2 separate regions of the Homo sapiens genome follow, and region 1 is linked to region 2. A link is a contact called in ENCODE Hi-C or POLR2A ChIA-PET data. All regions are on one chromosome and are shown on one strand. Each heading gives the region's core, a stretch centred on a gene start or an enhancer-like site at or near the end of the contact. The rest is flanking DNA. Distances are from core to core; before and after follow the strand shown.

What was found. Hi-C counts contacts between places; a loop is a spot of excess contacts on that map. ChIA-PET counts read pairs that join two places held with the same protein, here RNA polymerase II (POLR2A). Pooled maps may share reads with other maps.
Region 1: a pooled map shows a loop between it and region 2 (4-fold over the local background). The contact joins the promoter of NARS2-AS1 here to the enhancer-like site in region 2. A Hi-C loop is called at or near these places in 1 of 168 maps with a recorded cell type or tissue (heart left ventricle) and 3 of 50 pooled maps. POLR2A ChIA-PET finds 5 or more read pairs at or near these places in 3 of 52 experiments (OCI-LY7, activated B cell and activated CD8-positive, alpha-beta memory T cell).

What each region holds. Positions count from the first base shown.
Region 1 is chr11:78,530,640-78,535,656 of GRCh38, reverse strand. It overlaps NARS2-AS1 (NARS2 antisense RNA 1), which reads right to left and starts at 2,481. Exons shown (of 4, transcript NR_120566.1): 1 at 2,354-2,481. The region is part of intron 5 of NARS2 (asparaginyl-tRNA synthetase 2, mitochondrial); the gene reads left to right.
Region 2 is chr11:78,227,107-78,232,046 of GRCh38, reverse strand. All of the region lies in intron 3 of GAB2 (GRB2 associated binding protein 2), which reads left to right. It also overlaps a transcript of USP35 not described here. Among named protein-coding and RNA genes, the nearest start is that of USP35, 41 kb to the right of the region's middle. Within about 2 kb of position 3,491, at least 3 of the 41 ENCODE cell types and tissues checked have a DNase peak (open chromatin) inside an H3K27ac peak, as active enhancers do.

The sequences.
Region 1 (5,017 bases), core at 1,232-3,731, 300 kb before region 2:
ACTCTGTCTCACAAAAAAAAAAAAGAGCTTTCTGGATCTCTGAATGTTATATTTCTGCTGTATCTTAAAAGCAAACAAAATAATTAAAAATAAAGGAAAAATTAAAATCTTTGTTGCAATATCAAAACACAATAATGACAAAAATAAATAAGAAGTGTGAGACAATGAGATAAAGTATTTTTGCTGGTTTATGTTCAGAAATATTTTTTATAATGAATAAGAATTCTGATTTTGAGATTTTATCTCAATGTGCAGTACTTTAAAAAATGTTTTTTATATTCTTTTATATTGTACCATTTCTCTCAAGGATTTGAAAGAAATATATTGAAGATGGGATCAAAGTAGATGAATTTATGTACCATTGTTTCAAGAATCGGAAGTGACGACTTAGGTGCTGGAAACAACAGAAATTACCACAGCATTACTATGCAGAGATTCCTTGGCGGGGGAAAACACCCATATATTCACATCACACTATCTGCCACAATGTACAAAAAAATTCTGCAGTTTATTTCTGGTTGATACAGTTATATGGCTACCCAGTTAACTGGTTCTACTTATTAAAAAGTTCAGCTTTGCCTCACTGATTTGATATAATACTTTTATATGTGAAAGTCTGTGTTTAGGCTTTCAGTTATATCCCACAGGTTTACTTGTGTACCACTAATATACTGTATTAATTTAGAGGCTTTATACTATGTTTTAACGTTTGGTTATTCAAACATTTCTTTTATTGCTGTATTCCTTGGATTACATTATTCCTTAATTCCCAAGGATTAACACAAATGGAGGTTTTTTTCCATGCTCTTTCCATTGAGAAATTTGTGTCCTCGCTCAGATTTAGGTATCTCCCATATTTCCAGGTCCTACTTCAATTCGTTTTTCAATTGAAGAAATATTTACTGAGTAACTGCTATTCCCAGGTAATAGGCTAGATGCAGGATCCAGTAATAAGAGAGACCGTGTCCCTTAGGAGCCCCAATATTTCTTAATTTGATGAGATAACACTGTGAAACAAAAGGTATTTAGTATGAATCTTTGATCTTAAGAGGTTTGAGAATTTGTGAATGTATCTGGAGGAGGTTACACTGACAAAGTTCTGATTTATTCACTCATTATCAGTCAGTCAGCAGCCTAAAGGAACTTACAGAACATTCCCCATGTTTCTTACTTTTTAGGTGTACCAACATTCCAAGAAATTCTGGCTCATAGATTCCTAAAAAAAATAACTGCTACTCAGTGTAATGGCTGAAGGTAGTAGTGTATGAACCATGTGATCCGTAGAAAATGATGCACAAAGCACACTAAAAAGCCAGTCAGTACCACTATGTACCTATTGAGCGGCCAACATCCATAACACTGACAACACCAAATGCTGACAAGGATGTGGAGCAGCAGATTTAACAGCCACTTTGCAGTATAGTTTGGCAGTTTCTTGCAAAACTAGATATACTCCAACCATAAGAACCAGCAGTTCTGCTCCTTGGTATTTACCCAAAGGAGTGGAAAACTTATATCCACACAAAAACGTGCACATGGATGTTTACAAAGCAGCTTTATTCATAATTGCCAAAACTTGGAAGCAACCAAGATGCCTTTTATTAGGTAAATGGAGAAATAAACTGTATCTGTTACATCCAGACAGTAAAATATTATTCAGCACTGAAAAAAAATGAGCTATCAAGCTATGAAAATACCTGGAGAAACTTTAAATGCAAATTACTAAGTCAAAGAGACCAATCTGAAAAGGCTACATATTGTATGATTTAAACTGTGTGACATTCTGGAAAAGACAAAACTATGGAGAAAGTAAAAAGATCATGGTTTCCAGGGGTTAGGGGAAAGGGAGGGATAACTAGGTGGAGCACATATTTTTAGGGCAGTGAAACTATTCTGTATGATACTGTAGTGGTGGATACATGTCAGTATGTATTTGTCCAAATCCTGTGGGACTGTTACATGTTATGAGTGATATGCTCTGACACTCCTGGGAGACTCCTTGGTTGCCTAAGGTGCCTTTCAGCCAGGAGGTACAGTTCCCCTTGTCTTTGGGACTTTTCTTGTGCTCATAAAGTCTTTTATAAACTTTGGTCACTCAAAAGGAAATTTTAAATGTGCCAAATTGAATGGAGCTTTAGATCTGGCCAGTTTAAGAAAATTTGCCTAAGCTGTAGACATTCACTTCCTCTTTTCAAAGAGAAACTGCTTTCTCCATGATAAAATTTCAAATGAGAGAAAAGGTTACAAACTGTAGTGAATAAGACAAGCAAGACTTTTTAATCTCAGAGAAAAGTGAAAAAATCACAAATATACACAAATAATGGAATAAGAGAATAACAAACTAAACGCCTACCTTAAAGTAGTGCTTCAATTCCAGTCTCATCAGTTGTTGAATCAGGTTCCATAAAGTCTGAATCTCAGTCAAGCCAGGGAGATTCAACCTTGAGAGTAGTCTGACCAAGGGCTTCTGCAGTCTTCAGCGAGGTCAGTTGGATGCAACGGTCCATGCTGGTGCTGGGGCTCCAGCTGTTGGCAAAACAGCAGGAGTCAATGAAGGCCTAATTTGGGTCCCATCTGGTTCACCAAAATGTCACCCTGAAATAATCAAGAGGCCCAGAATCCAATTTTAAAAGAGTTTGTTCAAGTGCAAAATTTGAGACTGGCCACCCAGAAAAAACAAGACTCCAGAGTAGTTGGGTCATTGCTGAGAAGTGGAGAAGCTGAGGCTTCACTTATATAAGTAGAAGCAAAGAAGTTTACAAGTATTACCACATTTTTAATACAATGCTGATTTATGAGTTACAGCAGTTTGATTGGTTACAGCTTATTCTTTTTCAGGAAAGATATATTTAAAATTGCATCCCTATCAATTTGGTAGTCATGGGGCCTTTCGCCATCTGGTCTGAGCTGGGTACATGAAAAAGGAAGGATGTTAATCTATAACAAAGAATTAGTAACTAAGAGGTAAGGGGCACCATTTAATCTTTCACAACGTTTTACAGGGCAAGAAAAATAAGAAAGAAGGTTAATCTGTAATAGGAAGAAACAAAAGTTGTAGTGACTTGCCCGTATGAGCTAGGTCTTACAATCAATCACATTTTATTCAAGGCTCAGAGTAATTTAAAGTTTCAGCAGCTTTCATTTAAATTATTTTCACATTAGCCATTTGAGTCTTCATTTCTGTATATCTTCTTTCTCATTTGGGGAGCAGATTATTTTCTCTTTTTTTGTTTTCTTGGCAGGAGTTCCTTATATATTCTGTCCATTAATCACTTGGCGGTTTTAGATGTTGCAAATATTTCATTCATAATCTGTCATTTGTCTGTTAACTTTGCCTATATCTTCCTTTATTAAATAGAAATTCTTAATTTTAACATATATAAATTCATCAGTTTTTCCTTTTATCGTTGGCAATTTGGAGCTTTTGTTAAAGAAATCCTTCCCCACTGATAAAGTCACAAAGTTGGGTGTTTAATTCATATATTGTATTGTTTCTTTATCACTACCATAAGTACGTAAGATTACAAATTTAAGATTACAATCCTAAATCTTAAATTTGCAATCCTAGGTTGGTAGTTTTTGAAGCTACTAAGATTCAATAATTACTTTCAAGAATTGAGGTGAAATTTATGTCATAAAATTAAGCATTTTAAAAGGTACATTTCAGTGGCATTTAGTACATTCATAGTATTTTACAACTGCCACCTCTGTTAAGTTCCAAACATTTTTACCACCCCAGAAGAAAACCCTGTGCCCATTTAGTAGTTACATCCCATTTTCCCCTCTACACAAACCATGACTCTCATCCATCTGTCTCTATGGATTTACCTATTCTGTATGTTTCATATAAATGTAATCATACATAGCCTTTTAAGTCTGTCTTCTTTCACTTAGCATGTTTTCATTGTTCATCTATGTTTTAACATACATAAGTACATGCTAAAACATTTAATTTTAATATATAGGTATATACATTCCTTATGGCTGAATGATATTCCATTCTATGTATATATCATATTTTGTTTATTCATTTTTCCATTGATGGATATTTAGGTGGTTTTACCTTTTGGCTGTTGTGAATGGTGCTATTTTGAACAGTTGTGTGCAAGTGTTTGTTTATGTACCTCATTTTAATTCTTTTTGGTATGTACCTAGGAATGGAATTACTGTGCCATTTAGTAACTCAATTTTAACTTTTTAAGGAACCACCAAACTTTTTTCCCTAGTAACCGCAACCCCTTATTGTACATTTCTAGTTTCGTTCCATAGTTATCAAAGAAGATACCTTGTGTGATTTTAGTTTTTTAAGATTTATTGAGACTGTTTTATGGCCTATTATATGGTCTACTCTGGAGAATGGTCCCTGTGCACTTGAAAAAAACGTATATTCTGCTGCTGTTGGGTGGAGTCTACCATTTTTAATTTGCCTTTTTTTTGGCTCAGCATTTGCTTGATTGCTATAAACCTTTAACTCTCTTCGAGAGTTCCCACAATTGATTCTGACAGTTTTGTTCATTTTTTTTCTTTTATTTTTCTGTGGCAGGACAGTCCTTTGGAGCTACCTATCCTGCCATATTTGCTGATATCACTTTTTGTAATTACTTTTTACAACCAATATTTTATATACCCTCTTTAATATTCTGAGATAAAATATATAGGTGATAATACAAAGGGAAGTTTAAAAAATCAGTATAATACTTTAATTGTAATATAAAAGAAAAGTAATTTATAGTAAGGTAGTATCAGTTTGTTACGTAAACGCTAACATGACATTGGAAAGCATAATGAAGTAGTGGTATGTTTTAAATAAGTTGAATTAAAGAAATGTAAGAAAAATCAGAAATCATTCTGTACAAGTGCTGATAAATGAAAATCTAAAATCTAGTCATAGGCCGGGCACGGTGGCTCATGCCTGTAATCTCAGCACTTTGGGAGGCTGAGGCCGGCAGATCACTTGAGGTCAGGAGACCATCCTGGCCAACATGGTGAAACCCCATCTCTACTAAAAATACAAAAA
Region 2 (4,940 bases), core at 2,242-4,741:
TGCAGCCAGAAGGGTTTGAGATACAAAGATTGCCTCATCTCATAAAGATTTGTGACACAGAGTTTTCTTCTTTCACAGGAAGGATCCATTTGGAATGGGTCAAATGCAAGAGGATAGTTCAAATGACCTCTTAAACATGGCCAGTGACAGTTACAGAACTCTAAATGGTGTTTAATCTACTTACAAGCATTTTATATTAAGTCACCCTTAAATGGGAACATACTCATTGAAAATCAAAGTGAGTCCTTCATCATTAGGGTTCTTGGAGTCCAGTGGGATAGAAAAAAGCAAAATCATCATATAGTATGGTATATAAAATTATATGAAAATGTGTGGAAGAACAAGTACAAAATGAAGTGGCTAGAAAAACTAGAAAACCATTTTTAAAAGCCAAGGGAAGGCCGGGCACAGTGGCTCACGCCTGTAATCCCAGCACTTTGGGAGGCTGAGGCGGGCAGACCACGAGGTCAGGAGTTCGAGACCAGCATGGCCGATATGATGAAACCCCGTCTCTACTAAATATACAAAAATTAGCCAGGTGCAGTGGTACGCTCCTGTAATCACAGCTACTCAGGGTGCTGAGGCAGGAGAATCGCTTTGAACCCAGGAGGCGGAGGTTGCAGTGAGCCAAGATTGCATCACTGCACTCCAGCCTGGGAGACAGAATGAGACTCCGACACACACACACACACACACACACACACACACACCACACACGCGCGCGCGCGCACCAAGGGAGAGACTGTATGGTGGCAATAGCCTCTATAGCCTCTGGAAGAGCCATTGGCCAGGAATGGAAAGGGAAGGCACTTGGCACTGCTGGCTTGAGGGAATATCTTCTCTCAAACTTCTTTTTGATTCTGGGGAGCTCCCATACGTGCTTGTGTTTGAGTATCTTCCTGCTCCAACTCTGCCATTTACTGTTTTCCTCATCTGATAATGTGAAAGTAAGAGGTGTGTCTCAGAACTATTAGGAGGATTTAAAATGAGATCACATGTGATATGTATGGCATAGTATCTTGCCTATTTTATAAGGCTTCTGTAAGCCCAGCCCTGGAAGAGAAGCCTCTCTCCAAATCCACCACTTCCAGGTGGATTATCCATCCCACAAAAGCAACTCAGGTCATCACAGTGACACAGGCCTCAGTTAAGGTTTACATGAAAATACTAAAGGCCATAAGACTGCTGAGTATTTGGAATTCCCCATCTAGATTATTGCCCAAAGGGACCACATTTTAGCATGGTTTGCGCAGTGGGGGCACCCAGAGACCTGGCTGCTAGAACAAATTCCCTGCCCTCTGAGTATGTAACTTTGGGCAAGAGTCCCTTGTTCAACTCCTCTTACTTGGTTACTGAGGTGATAATCAGTCTCCCTCAACATGTGTCACTATTATCTATCATATGCCTGGCACTATGCCAGGGTACAGGATATGGCCCTCTGCCTTCTAGGAGCACATGGTCTGGTAGAAGTGGAAAGACACAGACCTGAATAACTGACATAAGGCAGAATAAGGTGAGTGTTGCGATGGAAGCACAGAGTGCTGTGGTAGCACAGAGGAAGGAATGATTACCATAAAAAGGAGAATTAGGGACCTGTAATACCTTTGTAGAGTGAAAAGGCTTCTTGTGGACTTTGTGTAAGGTGTTGATGTATCAAGGAAGCGTTCCACAGGGAGGTGAGTAATGCAAGACCAGGGCTGAAGTTTAGACTACACAGGACATGTTTAGGGATGAGTGAGTAGTTCTGTGAGCGAGACAGGAGGATGCCGGGGTAGAGGGAAGTTGGAACGTAAGCTAGTGGGTTCTACAGAGGAAGGGCTTTGATCTGCTGATCAGAAGGTTTGGGCCAAGCCCAGGAAAAGGGATAGCAGCAACATACGTTTGTTTATTCATTTGCTTACTTACAACAAACGTTTATTCATTATTTATAATGCAACAAGCATTAACCTAGGTGCTAAGGAGAGAAAAATGAGTAAGACACAGTTTCTTTCCTCAAGGAAATCACAGTCTGTTGGCAGAGATAAGTAGTAATGGTGCCTAATATAGGTAACACTTGCTACCTGCTCCAAGAACAAAGTTAAGCAAGTGATTAAGTTAAGCAATGCTTAGAGGTAGAGGATGTAAGAATGGCCTTAAAAAATGTGTCTTCTGAGATGAGTTTGAAGGATAAATGGAGTAGGAACTTGCCAGATTGAGGTAAGAAGCCTTCCAGACACAGCCCAACAATGCAGCAAAGCCCAATGCTTGACTAACTGGGGCACACAGGGAACACTGCAAAGTTTGGTTTGGATCCTAGAGTGGAAAAGGGAACTAAAGAGAAAAGATTGGTGAGATGAGTTGGGATAAACCTAGGAGTTTGGGCTTAATCCTGAAGCATTGAGGCGGTGTTGAAAATGTTTACACTGGGAAGTTAGGAAAGTAAATATTAGTAGGATGGAAGGATCAGAGAGGCCCTGGGCAGAAATCATAATGTGGGTGACTCCCAGGTTTCTGGCTTGAGTAACTGTTGCCATTCCCAAAATAAGAGAGGCAGGAGGAGAAGAGTTCCAGAGGAAGATGATGAGTTCATTCTTGAGTATGTTGAAGGTTATTGCAGGGTGCCTGTGATGCTCTTGCAACCCCATCCCCACCTTGAAATCCTTCAGAGGCTCCCCGTTCCCTTTAGTCCTGGCCTGGCCTCCAGTGTCTTCTCTCAGCCCTGCCTTCTAATGTGCTTGCTGCAGCCTGAGCAGCTTCGAGTTTCTAGAACTTGCCAGGTTGTGTTCTACATCTTTGAGCCTTCAACTAGAACACCATTTCCCTTCTCCTGCCTTCTGCCTGGCCAGTTGTGGCTCATCCTTCCAGACTCACTCAAGATAAAACATCTCTGAAGGAGGCTTCCCTGACATTGTCTACCACCACCCCCAGCAAGGGCTGATACCAACTGTCAGCAGCTACATACTCACCCCTACTTGACTGTAATGATTTGCATCCATGTCATCTCCTGCCCTACTGTGACATTCCCAGACCACCCCTCACTGGGCAGGTGGCATCTCTGTATCCCTTTTGCCTGGCCCAGATGGAAATTAGGACATCAGTAAATGTAAAATGAACAAATCCAGATGGGAGCATCCAACAGAGAGTTGGAAATTCCAAAAAAAGCAAAATGAAAGGCACCAAAAAAATGCATACAACATTAACACCTTATGTCTACCATTCGCTCCCCCCGCCACCCCCGTCCTCTTCCCTAAGCACTACATTATCTAAAGCCTAGATGTTCAATCATCCAAGCCCATGGCTGTTGGCTTGGTTATGTGTCTGGAATGGAACAGAAAGGGAGGAGGAGTGCAGAGGCCCAAGGAGGAGCATCAGTGAAGGTTTGGAGACTGACCTGGAATTCCTAGCCATCATGGTGGGTACAGTTTACATGAGAGGAAGCCTGGCTTTACACACCTGTTTCCTCTTTCTAAGCTCTGGCCCCTATTTTCTAACACCATCTGGTGGCCACATCTGTAAATAACAAACTCCTCAGGAGCTGAGAGAGCTTCTATAAGGCAAAAGGTCCAGGGATTGGCCTCAGAGGGCTATTATGTATTACAGCCCCAACAAGTTTATATGTATACGAGATTTGCCTTTTCTGATGAGACACTCCAAGAGCTTTTGACCAGAATCTTAAAAACTCCTATAGCCTCCAAAAGGCTTAGAATCCCTGCTACAAAGGATTGATTCTTTTTTTCCCCAAGTGAAATCCTATGAAGAATCATACACAAGCTAAAGAAGCAGACCTAAATCCCTGCTTGCTCAGAACCTCACCCTCCAATTTCCCAAAGCACTTACAGAGAACCTGGAATCTAGTTTGAAAACCACTCTTGTGAAACGAAGGGCTTGTAGAGCATCGGGGCCAGATGGGCCCTTAGAAATCATTGTGACGTACTAGGTCCCACCTGAGAGAGGAGGCTTGGTGATACACACAGCACGTATCAGTAGCAGTACTGGAACCTAACACAAGTCTCCCCTCTTGTTTCTCTTCTCTTTTTACTGCTTGCCTTATTGCCCAAAACCTAAATTTAAAAATGTACTAATCAAAACTTTTTCTATATATAGTTCCCAAACAGGAAACCATTCTTCATATAGATTTCTAGGTCTCTGGAAAGAGATCTTTCCCCTCAAAATGCCTCTTAACCAACCATAAATCATGGTAGAAAATAAATCTAGAGCTTACGTTTGAATAGTTTGTTGTTTGTTTGTGTTGGGGCGTGTGTTTTTTTGAAACAGGGTCTCATTCTGTTTACTAGACTGGAATGCAGTGGTGCGATCATAGCTCACTCTAACTTCGAACTTCTGGGTTCAAGCGATCCTCCTCCCTTAGCCTCACCAGAAGCTAGGACTACAGGTGTGCAGCACCCTGCCCAGCTAGTTCTTTTTTTTTTTTTTTTGGTGGCAATGGAGTCTTATTGTGTTCCCAGGCTGGTCTTGAACTCCTGGCCTCAAGTGAACCTCCCACCTCAGCCTCCCAAAGTGCAGGGATTACAGTCATGAGCCACTGCACACTGCACCTGACCCAAATAATTCTTTTCAACTTACAACATCAATACCCATGGGCTAGTTTCACAGTGGCAGAATAGACTCAGAGAGGTAAAATGACTTGTTTGCTGTTTCCTGTCATCAACTTAAAGGTTCTTTCCACTGTCTCACAACATTTGTGTTCGAATGTGCATATTCTGCGGTACTTAAAACAGTGAACAAATAGGCAATCCATCTGGCTTATTGATACTTGTTCAGGGAGTGGGGGTTATAACCCCTGCTATTAACTGCCATTTGGAGATGGGGGACGGATGAAGTCTAACATTGTTTAAACATTCATATACTAGAGTCTGAACAACCTTCAAAATATGCTTTTAGTCACCATTTTACAGATGCCTAAACCAAAGTATAGAAAGAGAAAGTGCTTTGCCTCAAGG